Regions from separate parts of the Homo sapiens genome. Here region 1 is linked to region 2. Evidence: chromatin loops called from intact Hi-C (ENCODE). Cell type or tissue: tibial artery. All regions are shown on one strand. Links, peaks and the distances in the headings refer to the core of each region. The heading gives the core; the rest is flanking DNA.

What was found. A loop is a pair of places that touch in the nucleus more often than their neighbours do. Peaks named below come from ENCODE experiments on the same cell type or tissue, not always from the same donor. Only the 100,000 strongest peaks of a DNase experiment are listed, where the experiment ranks them.
Region 1: a loop joins it to region 2, with 10 times the contacts of the local background. A loop is called at or near these places in 2 of 110 quality-filtered maps.

Annotation. Positions count from the first base shown.
Region 1 is chr6:80,610,399-80,615,790 of GRCh38, reverse strand. All of the region lies in intron 2 of LOC112267962 (a long non-coding RNA gene), which reads right to left. Among named protein-coding and RNA genes, the nearest start is that of BCKDHB, 510 kb to the right of the region's middle. In tibial artery, for the core only: no CTCF peak of the experiment used is centred there; no DNase peak of the experiment used is centred there.
Region 2 is chr6:81,174,633-81,180,024 of GRCh38, reverse strand. No RefSeq gene overlaps it. Among named protein-coding and RNA genes, the nearest start is that of TENT5A, 580 kb to the left of the region's middle. In tibial artery, for the core only: no CTCF peak of the experiment used is centred there; no DNase peak of the experiment used is centred there; H3K27ac peaks cover 668 bases.

The sequences.
Region 1 (5,392 bases), core at 179-5,178, 560 kb after region 2:
GTTCATCAGGGATATTGGCCTAAAATTTTTTTGTTGTTGTTGTGTCTCTGCCAGGCTTTGGTATCAGGATGATACTGGCCTCATAAAATGAGTTAGAGAGGATTTCCTCTTTTTCTATTGATGGGAATAGTTTCAGAAGGAATGGTACCAACTCCTCTTTGTACCTCTGGTAGAATTCGGCTGTGAATCCATCTGGTGCTGGACTTTTTTTGGTTAGGCTATTAATTATTGTCTCAATTTTAGAACCTGTTTTTGGTCTATCCAGAGATTCAACTTCTTCCTGGTTTAGTCTTGGGAGGGTGTATGTGTCGAGGAATTTATCCATTTCTTCTAGATTTTCTAGTTTATTTGCATAGAGGTATTTATGGTATTCTCTGATGGTAGTTCGTATTTCTGTGGGATTGGTGGTGATATCCCCTTTATCATTTTTTATTGCGTCATTTGATTCTCCTCTCTTTTCTTCTTTATTTGTCTTGCTAGTGGCCTATCAATTTGTTGATCTTTTCAAAAAACCAGCTCCTGGATTCATTGATTTTTTTGAACGGTTTTTTGTGGCTGTATCTCCTTCAGTTCTGCTCTGATTTTAGTTATTTCTTGCCTTCTGCTAGAATGTGTTTGCTCTTGCTTCTCCAGTTCTTTTAATTGTGATGTTAGGGTGTCGATTTTAGATCTCTCCTGTTTTCTCTTGTGGGCATTTAGTGCTATAAATTTCCCTCTACGCACTGCTTTAAATGTGTCTTTGTTCTCATTGGTTTCAAAGAACATCTTTATTTCTGCCTTCATTTCTTTATTTACCCAGTAGTCATTCAGGAGCAGGTTGTTCAGTTTCCATGTAGTTGTACAGTTTTGAGTGAGATTCTTAATCCTGAGTTCTAATTTGATTGCACTGTGGTCTGAGAGACAGTTTGTTGTGATTTCTGTTCTTTTATATTTGCTGAGGAGTGCTTTACTTCCAATTACGTGGTCAATTTTAGAATAAGTGTGATGTGGTGCTGAGAAGAATGTATATTCTGTTGATTTGGGGTGGAGAGTTCTGTAGATATCTATTAGGTCTTCTTGGTCCAGAACTGAGTTCAAGTCCTGGATATCCTTGTTAATTTTCTGTCTCATTGATCTGTCTAATATTGACAGTGGTGTGTTAAAGTCTCCCATTATTGTTGTGTGGGAGTCTAAGTCTCTTTGTAGGTCTCTAAGAACTTGCTTTATGAATCTGACTGCTCCTGTATTGGGAGCATATATATTTAGGATAGTTAGCTCTTCTTGTTGAATTAATCCTTTTACCATTTTTTAATGGCCTTCTTTGTCTCTTTTGATCTTTGTTGGTTTAAAGTCTGTTTTATAAGAGACCAGGATTGCAACCCCTGCTTTTTTTTTATTTCCATTTGCTTGGTAGATCTTCCTCCATCCCTTTATTTTGAGCCTATGTGTGTCTTTGCACATGAGATGGGTCTCCTCAATACAGCCCACTGATGGATCTTGACTCTTTATTCGATTTGCCAGTCTGTGTCTTTTAATTGGGGCATTTAGCCCATTTACATTTAAAGTTAATATTGTTACGTGTAAATTTGATCCTGTCATTATGATGCCAACTGGTTATTTCACCTGTTAATTGATGCAGTTTCTTCATAACGTAGATGGTCTTTACAATTTAGCATGTTTTTGCAGTGACTGGTAGTGGTTGTTCCTATTTATGTTTAGTGCTTCCTTCAGGAGCTCTTATAAGGCAGGCCTGGTGGTGACAAAATCTCTCATCATTTGCTTGTCTGTAAAGGATTTTATTTCTCCTTCACTTATGAAGCTTAGTTTGGCTGGATATAAAATTCTGAGTTGTAAATTCTTTTCTTTAAGAATGTTGAATATTGGCCCCACCCTTTCTGGCTTGTAGGGTTTCTGCCGAGAGATCCGCTGTTAATCTGATGGGCTTCCCTTTCTCTCTGGCCGCCCTTAACATTTTTTCCTCATTTCAACCTTGGTGAATCTGACACTTATGAGTCTTGGGGTTGCTCTTCTCAAGGAGTATTTTTGTGGTGTTCTCTGTATTTCCTGTATTTGAAAATTGGCCTGCCTTGCTAGGTTGGGGAAGTTCTCCTGGATAATATCCTGAAGAGTGTTTTCTAACTTGGTTCCATTCTCCCCATCCCTTTCAGGTACACCAGTGAAATGTAGATTTGGTCTTTTCACATAGTGCCATATTTCTTGGAGGCTTTGTTCATTTCTTTTCACCCTTTTTTCTCTAATCTTGTCTTCTCACTTTATTTCATTAATTTGATCTTCAATCGCTGGTATCCTTTCTTCCACTTCATCAAATTGGCTATTGAAGCTTGTGTATGCTTCACGAAGTTCCCATACTGTGGTTTTCAGCTCCATCAGGTCATTTAAGCTCTTCTCTACACTGACTATTCTAGTTAGCCATTCATCTAACCTTTTTTCAAGGCTTTTAGCTTCCTTGTGATGGGTTAGAACATGCTCCTTTAGCTCACAGAAGTTTTTTATTACCACCTTCTGAAGCCTACTTCTGTCAACTCGTCAAACTCATTCTCTGTCCAGTTTTGTTTCATTGCTGGTGAGGAGTTGTGATCCTTTAGAGGAAAAGAGGCATTCTGGTTTTTGGAATTTTCAGACTTTCTGCTCTGGTTTCTCCCTACTTTGTAGTTTTATCTACCTTTGGTCTTTGATGTTGGTGACCTACAGATGGGGTTTTGTGGTGTGAATGTCCTTTTTGTTGATGTTAATGCTATTCCTTTCTGTTTGTCAGTTTTCCTTCTAAAAGACAGGTCCCTCAGCTGCAGGTCTGTTGGAGTTTGCTGGAGGTCCACTCCAGAACCTGTTTGCTTAGGTATCACCAGTGGAGGCTGCAGAATAGCAAATATTGCTGCCTGATCCTTCCTCTGGAAGCTTCATCCCAGAGGGGCACCTGCCTGTATAAGGAGTCTGTCAGCCCCTACTGGGAGGTGTCTCCCAGTTGGGTTACACGGGGTCAGGAACCCACTTGAGGAGGCAGTCTGTCCTTTATCGGAGGCCAAACGCCACGCTGGGAGAACCACAGCTCTCTTCAGAGCTGTCAGGCAGGGACGTTTAAGTCTGGAGATGCTGTCTGCTGCCTTTTGTTGATATGTGCCCTGCCCCCACAGGTGGAATCTAGTGCGGCAGTAGACCTTGCTGAGCTGTGGTGGGCTCCACCTAGTTCAAGCTTCCCTGCCACTTTGTTTACACTGTGACCACAGAACCACCTGCTCAAGCCTCAGCAGTGGCAGACGCCCCTCACCTGCTAAGCTCCCACATCCCATGTCAATCTCAGACTGCTGCGCTAGCAGTGAGCAAGGCTCCATGGGCATGGGACCCACTGAGCCAGGCATGGGAGGGGATCTCCTGGTCTGGCAGTTGTGAAGACTGTGGGAAAAGCACAGTATTTGGGCAGGAGTGTACCACTCCTCCAGGTACAGTCACTCACAGCTTCCCTTGGCTAGGAAAGGGAAATCCCCTGACCCCTTGCACTTCCCAAGTGAGGCGATGCCCTGCCCTCTGTGGGCTGCACCCACTGTCCAACCAGTCCCAGTGAGATGAACCAGGTACCTCAGTTGGAAATGCAGAAATCACCCATCTTCTGTGTCAATCTCGTTGGCAGCTGTAGACTGGAGCTCTTCCTGGGGACTCTTCTGTTCCTCAACAGGCTCTGAAAGCTTCCTGGTCATTTTGAAGTTGGAAGACTCAATTTTGAACCACTCTCAGGCAGAAGAGAAGAGTCACTATCCATTGTGATCAAAAGAATACCTGCCGGCAGATGAGCCACATGCCTCAGCAGTCCAGACTTCCGTGGCGACCTCCACGGGCAAGCCTATGCACTGGGTGCCCAGCATGCCCTCAGGAGTGGCTGAGGCTACTGGCTGTCACAGGGCAAGGTTGTGGGAAGCCTGAAGCTGGTGGGAGGGGCACACGCAGGTGGTTCTGAGCTGAGCCTGAGTGAGTGCTACATGAAGTATTGTATTTATGTTAAAACCCACTGTTCTTAGACACTGGGCTCTGAGTCTCTCAGAAGTAGATTTATCCTAAGAGATATGTAAATCTATATGAACTCCAACCTATATTTTTAAATAAAATCAATATGATTCCCCTTGTATATTTTACTACTTTCTTTCTAATTTGTGTCAATGCTGCACTGATCAATAAATTACAAATTCTTACACAGAAATTTCTGAAATGTAGCCTTTTATTATTACTTATATTTTTAATTGCCAAGTATTCTAAGTCATGTTTTGGTACCTGGGCTAGAATACAACCCTTTCTTTATATTTTCTTTAATTAATGTCCTTATTCTAGAAAATGATGATAATTAGTGCCTACCCAGTTCTTGCCAACTACTTTCTAATTTCAGAAATTTTTCTAATTTTTTGAGATTTAATAAATACAGCCATAATGGAGAATTGAGAGGGATGCCATGGAATATTCTGCTGCATCTAAACAATGTCATGTTTGTTTGGTAATTGTTTTTCTTTGTACCGATTATTTTAGTTGCTGTGGCTGTTCCCATAAATATTTGTACACAGCTGGACATAATTTTGCAGTGCTTATTTCCCTGTTAAAACCCCTACTCCACCCAAAGAACTTCCAACAAGTACTTGAGTAGAGATTCTTCCAGGTAATTGCAATAGAATCTGTATTCCCCTGTGAAAGGACTTAGCTTGATGAGTTAAGAGGAAACTAACATTAATCTGGAAACAGAGAGAAATGCTAAATAGAGAGATGAGTTGTAAACACTGCCTGCATGCCATTTTGACACACCCGAGACATTAGTCATTGGGTCTGCATTTTCAGTTAGGTTGTACATAGCAAAGCAAAGTTGGTATTATTCAAGTCAACAAGGACATGGGGAAATAATTGCTACTGGCTCATTTTTTACCACCAACAAGTGTCACAGCCTATTTAATAGCTCTTCAAAAAATAAATTAAGAAAAAATATTCAACAATTACTTTAATGGGATGACAGTTTTACTTTTATTTTGTTTTTTCCTGAAACCCCAAGCCAATAATTTTTTTCTAGCCTAGGTAAGTCAAGCAGATTGTGCATTTCCCTTCCCCACCCACACCATCACCACCACCACCATCACCCTACACACACACACACACACACACACAGAGGCACCACACTCACTTTTTTACTTAGAAATATATTGATGCAGTTTAATATTTTAAGGCATTTTTTCCACATGGTATACATTGTCAGCTCTATAGCTGTGCTTTTCAAAACCAAGGTCAATGTTTTCAATGCTGTGGCTTTGTGATCTTGGTGAAAATAGTAGAAATGAAGTTGAGGCAAGGTCTGACTATTCCACCAGAGTCATAAGAAATAGCAGAAGCCCTAAGTATAGCAGAAATCTTAGAGGACTAAGAGTTA
Region 2 (5,392 bases), core at 142-5,141:
TCTTTCTTGTTTGTTTCTCAGGGATTTCTGATCTTGAAATGTCCACATGTTTGGGGGATAATGGTGGTTATTATTACATCTTTTTTATTATTTCTATATATTTGCTCCATGAGGAGATCTACTGGCTTTGACTTTTTTTGGCATCAAGTGTTTTGTTTCAGAAATTAATACTTTTGATACAAAGCAACACTATGTCCTACTATGATGACATGTTAAACATTAATGAATGTTATGTATGTTCGTCAACATTAGTGGTCTCATACCACAAACAGAAACATTAGAGTAATCTTGGATTTATTTGTTATTATCCTATGTACCTGTGCTAGCAAATAATATATGTGAAAACCTGAAAACAATGCTTAATCTGCTAGTTCATGCTAAAGCGCTACAATCAGGACAAGTAAATACATTTAATGTGGAAACACATTCTGCAGTAGTTGATGTCCAAATACAAACAAAAAATTCCAATTTCTTATTTTCATAAGAATTATACAGTTATTAATTCACTTAATTCACATAATTATTGCTAAAATTCTGTGAGGTTGGATTTAATATACTTTTTCAGATAAGAATATTTAAGTAGAATATTAGCTCAGCCAATACCACAGAAGTATTATAGAGGAAAACTTTCATCCAAACCACAGTAGCCTGGCTCTAGAGTTTATTTGCTTAACTACTGTACATACTACTTCGGTGGGAAGAATTCCTTCTTGACTTGTGAACCCATATTCAGTGCATTGATTACAACTATTTGACATAAGGAAACCAAAACTCAGAAATTTGCATAGCAAGTTTTATATTTCTTAATTTTAAAACTTATACCCCCTAAAACTTAGCATATATCTTTCTGTTGGCAAAACAGTCCTAAGACATTTCTGGCTTCTCTAGGAGAGTCTCTCCATAGTGTTTTCCTTCATTCTTTCTTTCTTTCTTTCTTTCTTTCTTTCTTTTTTTTTTTTTTTTGACACGGAGTTTCTCTCTTGTTGGCCAGGCTGGAGTGCAATGGCGCGATCTCGGCTCACTGCATCCTCAGCCTCCCGTAGAGCTGTGATTACAGGAATGTGCATGTGCCACCACACCTGGCCTAAATTTTTTTTTTTTAATTTTTACTAGAGACGGGGTTTCTCTATGTTGGTCAGGCTGGTCTTGAACTCCCGACCTCAGGTGATCCGCCCGCCTTGGCCTCCCAAAGTGCTGAGATTACAGGCATAAGCCACTGCGCCCAGCTTCTCCGTAGTGTTTCCTATCTCTTCGCAGTAATTAGAACAATTACCAGTGAAAGAGAACATTGAAAATTCTCCTGTTTTTAACCTCAGTCTCTTCATGGTTTGATCCCAGAATTCTGATTTAAATTCATCATCTCTACCTAATTTTATTTTTTTAAATTTTTATTTTATTTATTTATTTTTTTGAGACAGAGTCTCGCTCTGTCGCCCAGGCTGGAGAGCAGCGGCGCGATCTCGGCTCACGCAACCTCCACCTCCCAGGTTCAAGCGATGCTCCTGCCCCAGCCGCCCGAGTAGCTGGGATTACAGGTGCGTGCCACCACATCCGGCTAATTTTTTGTATTTTTTGTAGAGATGGGGTTTCACCGTGTTAGCCAGGATGGTCTCCATCTCCTGACCTCATGATCCGCCCACCTCGGCCTCCCAGAGTTCTGGGATTACAGGCATGAGCCACCGCGCCCGACCCATCTCCACCTAATTTTGTTCTCCCAGTTGCGGTTCTTACCTCATTAAATTTTACCAGCATCAACCATTTTCTTAAGCTATATACAGTAAATGTATATACAGTATATGCGTGTCATCTTTTATTTATGTCTTCCACATTTTTATCTGTATTAGTCTGTTCTCATGCTGCTAATAAAAATATACCTGAGACTGGGTGATTTATAAAGGGAAGAGGCTTAATCTTAATGGACTCACAGATCCACATGGCTGAGGAAGACTCACAATCATGGCGAAAGATGAAGGAAGAGCAAAGGGACATCTTACGTGGTGGCAGGAAAGAGAGAGCTTGTGCAGAAAACTCCCATTTATAAAGCCATCAGATCTCATGAGACTTATTCACTATCATGAGAACAGTATGGGGGAAACTAACATCACTATTCAATTATCTCCACCTGGTCCCACCCTTGACATGTGGGGATTATTACAATTCAAGGTGAGATTTGGGTGGGGACAGAGCTGAACCATATCATTATCCAACTAATAGCCACAGTTTTTTTTTTTTTTTAGTTCTATCATACACACAGAAACACACACACACACACACACACAAGTATAGACACGTATACTTCTCTCTTTAAGTTATCTACAAATGGTAAAATGCAAGATTAGCATCTAATTTCTCATATGCAACATGGGACATTACAGTAGAGTAAAAAAGGCTGCCCAAAGATATTATTCAGCAAACTGAAAAAATTCAAGAAAATTATTGTTCACTGGATTAGTTTATTTTGTGCTGCTATAGTAGAATACCTGAGACTGGGTAATTTATAAACAATAGATGTTTATTTGGCTTATGGCCCTGCATGCTGGGAAGTCAAAGATCAAGGAGCTCCATCTGATGAGAGCCTTCTTGTCACATTGTCTCATGGTGGAAGGCAGAAGGGCAAGAGAGCACACACATGTGAGAGAGAAAGGGGACCAAACTCATTCTTTCATTAGGAACCCACTCCCACAGTAACTAATCTACATTCATTACAACAGCATTAATCCACTCATGATGGCAGAAACCTGTGACCTAATCACATCTTAAACACCCCACCTCTCAACATTGTTACACTGGGGATTAAACTTCCAACACATGAACTTTGGAGGGCATATTCAAACCACAGCATTCACTTATTTTATCAAAGGAAAATATTTGATTAAATACCACCGTCTACTACTAATCAGCCATAATGGGATTTGAGATGGAGAAATCAAGGAGTAGACTAAATGATGAAAAGCTTACTAGGATGCAGACTCCATGACAGCAAAAGTGTTTGTTTTGTCATGGCTAGACTCCAGAGCTTGAAGAGTCACATAAAATAAGCATTCCAAAATTATCTGATAGATGAATACATGATTAATTTGATATATCTAATTTGGTTTATATAATGTATGGTTAAATAAAAATGGATAATGCTAGATTGTTTGTTAACATAAAGTGTAACATGAAGTATGGTTACTATAGAAGAAATAAAACACAAGAAAATTTCACACCCTAGAGTTGGATAAAGTGATATTAATAAACTTATTTCTAAATTTTATCTAATGGGTGAGAGAAGGGAAGGAGGATGTAAAATGAAGATAATTCTAAAGGTTTCATCTTATTAGGATGTGGAGGAAAGCAGTAAGAGCCCTTAATAGTAGGTGAAGGAAAAACTTGATTTTTTTTTATATAAAGTAGAGTAAGCTATTTTTATTACAAGTTGCAAGGAAGAGAAAGTAAATAAACTTTAAAATTAGCTAGAAAAGGTGAAATAATTGAGCAATTCATAATGTAAAAATGTATTAATATAATAAAAGAAAAAACTAAAATTAAATATTTTTCATACTAAATGTAAATGAATAGTACTATTAAAAGATAGAAATGGCAAGATTAGATTAGAAACGATTATTGGTGCCATCTACAGAAACACTAATAATAATGTGATTTAAAAAGTGAAGATAAAGAAATTGGTAAAAAAGAAATCAGGAAGTGCACTTAAAGTGGAATAGCAGCAGTTCCAGTAATACCAAATAAAGTTGAATTTAAACAAGATTTCATTACATAGTTATATGATTTTCTGAAAGAAATCATAGTAAAAAATCTGTAACACAAAAGTTGCAGCTAAATATAAAAAGTAAAAACGGTTAGAAATACACAGAGAATACACAAAAATACAATTATGTAGGATGATTTCACTTCTCTACATTTGATACATCTGGAAGCTGAAATACAAGTGTGGATATACAAAGGCAAATAATCAAACAATTTATATTTGTTTAAAGCATTGCCTTTGAAATGAAAATAAGCATTTTTTAGACCAGTGAATATTTACACAAATTCAAATAGCTACTTGAAAAAAATAAAACATAAAAAAGTATTAAATAATGGAGGTGTTGCAGCACACATTGTGTATTATAATCTAGTACTATTAGAAAAACATGTAGGTTTGATCAGAGTACATTATATGTAAAATTAAGAATACTAAACAACACTTGAAACATTTAGGAAATTAAAAGGAAAAATTATATACAACATAGAAAGCAATACAAATGAGAACAATTTATATTAAAATCTAATGATTATACACAACTCAGTATTTAAAGGAAGAAAAGTGTAAAACTTAAATGCCTTCATCATGACAGAAGAACATTTTTAAAGGGCACCAAGTAATTAACTTAAAAAAATTCAAAATAATAAAAACAAAATAGATTAGACTAATTAAACTTAAAATTAAAATTAATAAATTTAGTAGCCCCCTAAAATATTAGAATGGGTAAATAAATCCAAAAGCTGATTCTACACAAAGGCTAGTAAAAGGAACACTTTATATGCCTAATTAAGGAAAATAAAGAAAACAACACTAGGTAAAGAATAACTTTTAAAACTAGTATGAAGAAAGAAGATATGATTAAAACCACAAGAAAGCTTACACAATTTTTGAAAGACTAATACACAGAATTCCATAGCAATAGTTTTGAAAACCTTTGGGAAATATAGGATTGTTCTAGAAAGTACAAATTACTAAAATTGATCCAAGATCAAGTGGAAATTTGAATAGACTAATAATGATAGAAAAGTTAGAAAACTGATTAAAATTCACTAATACAAAAAGACATAGATTAGATAAGGGCCATACTTTATCTAACATGTAAAAAAATTCAATACTATTAAAAGAATTTCAGGCATGGGAAATGATGGGAAAGTGTCCAGTTTATTTTCTAATACCACTATAACCCCCCCCAAAAATATAACTAGAGAAAACTATAGAGAAATGTTATTTATGAACACAAATACAGAATTTTATAATAATTTATTATGACAGTAAACTAGTGTTATTTACTAATTGCCTTACTCAACTTTGTTTCCATCTATTAGAAATTGTCAAGATAATTGTACCTGTTCTGTGAATGGTGCCTCATAGTGTTATTCAGTGCAAGCCTTGCACAATCATGCATAGAGCAGGGCCTGACACACTGACAAAAATCTATTACAGATAGATAGACTAAGGATTTTACATATCAACGTTAAAAAATAAAGTATTACAAATGAATCAGGGAGTGACATCTCATGCAAACTTCAGGAATATTGCAGAATTCTTAACCCAAACTGGAAACCAAGAGGCTTTTCAAAAATTCTACATTCAATAATTTACTATAAATTAAAGCTTTTTATAGTAAAGCATATTATATGGAAC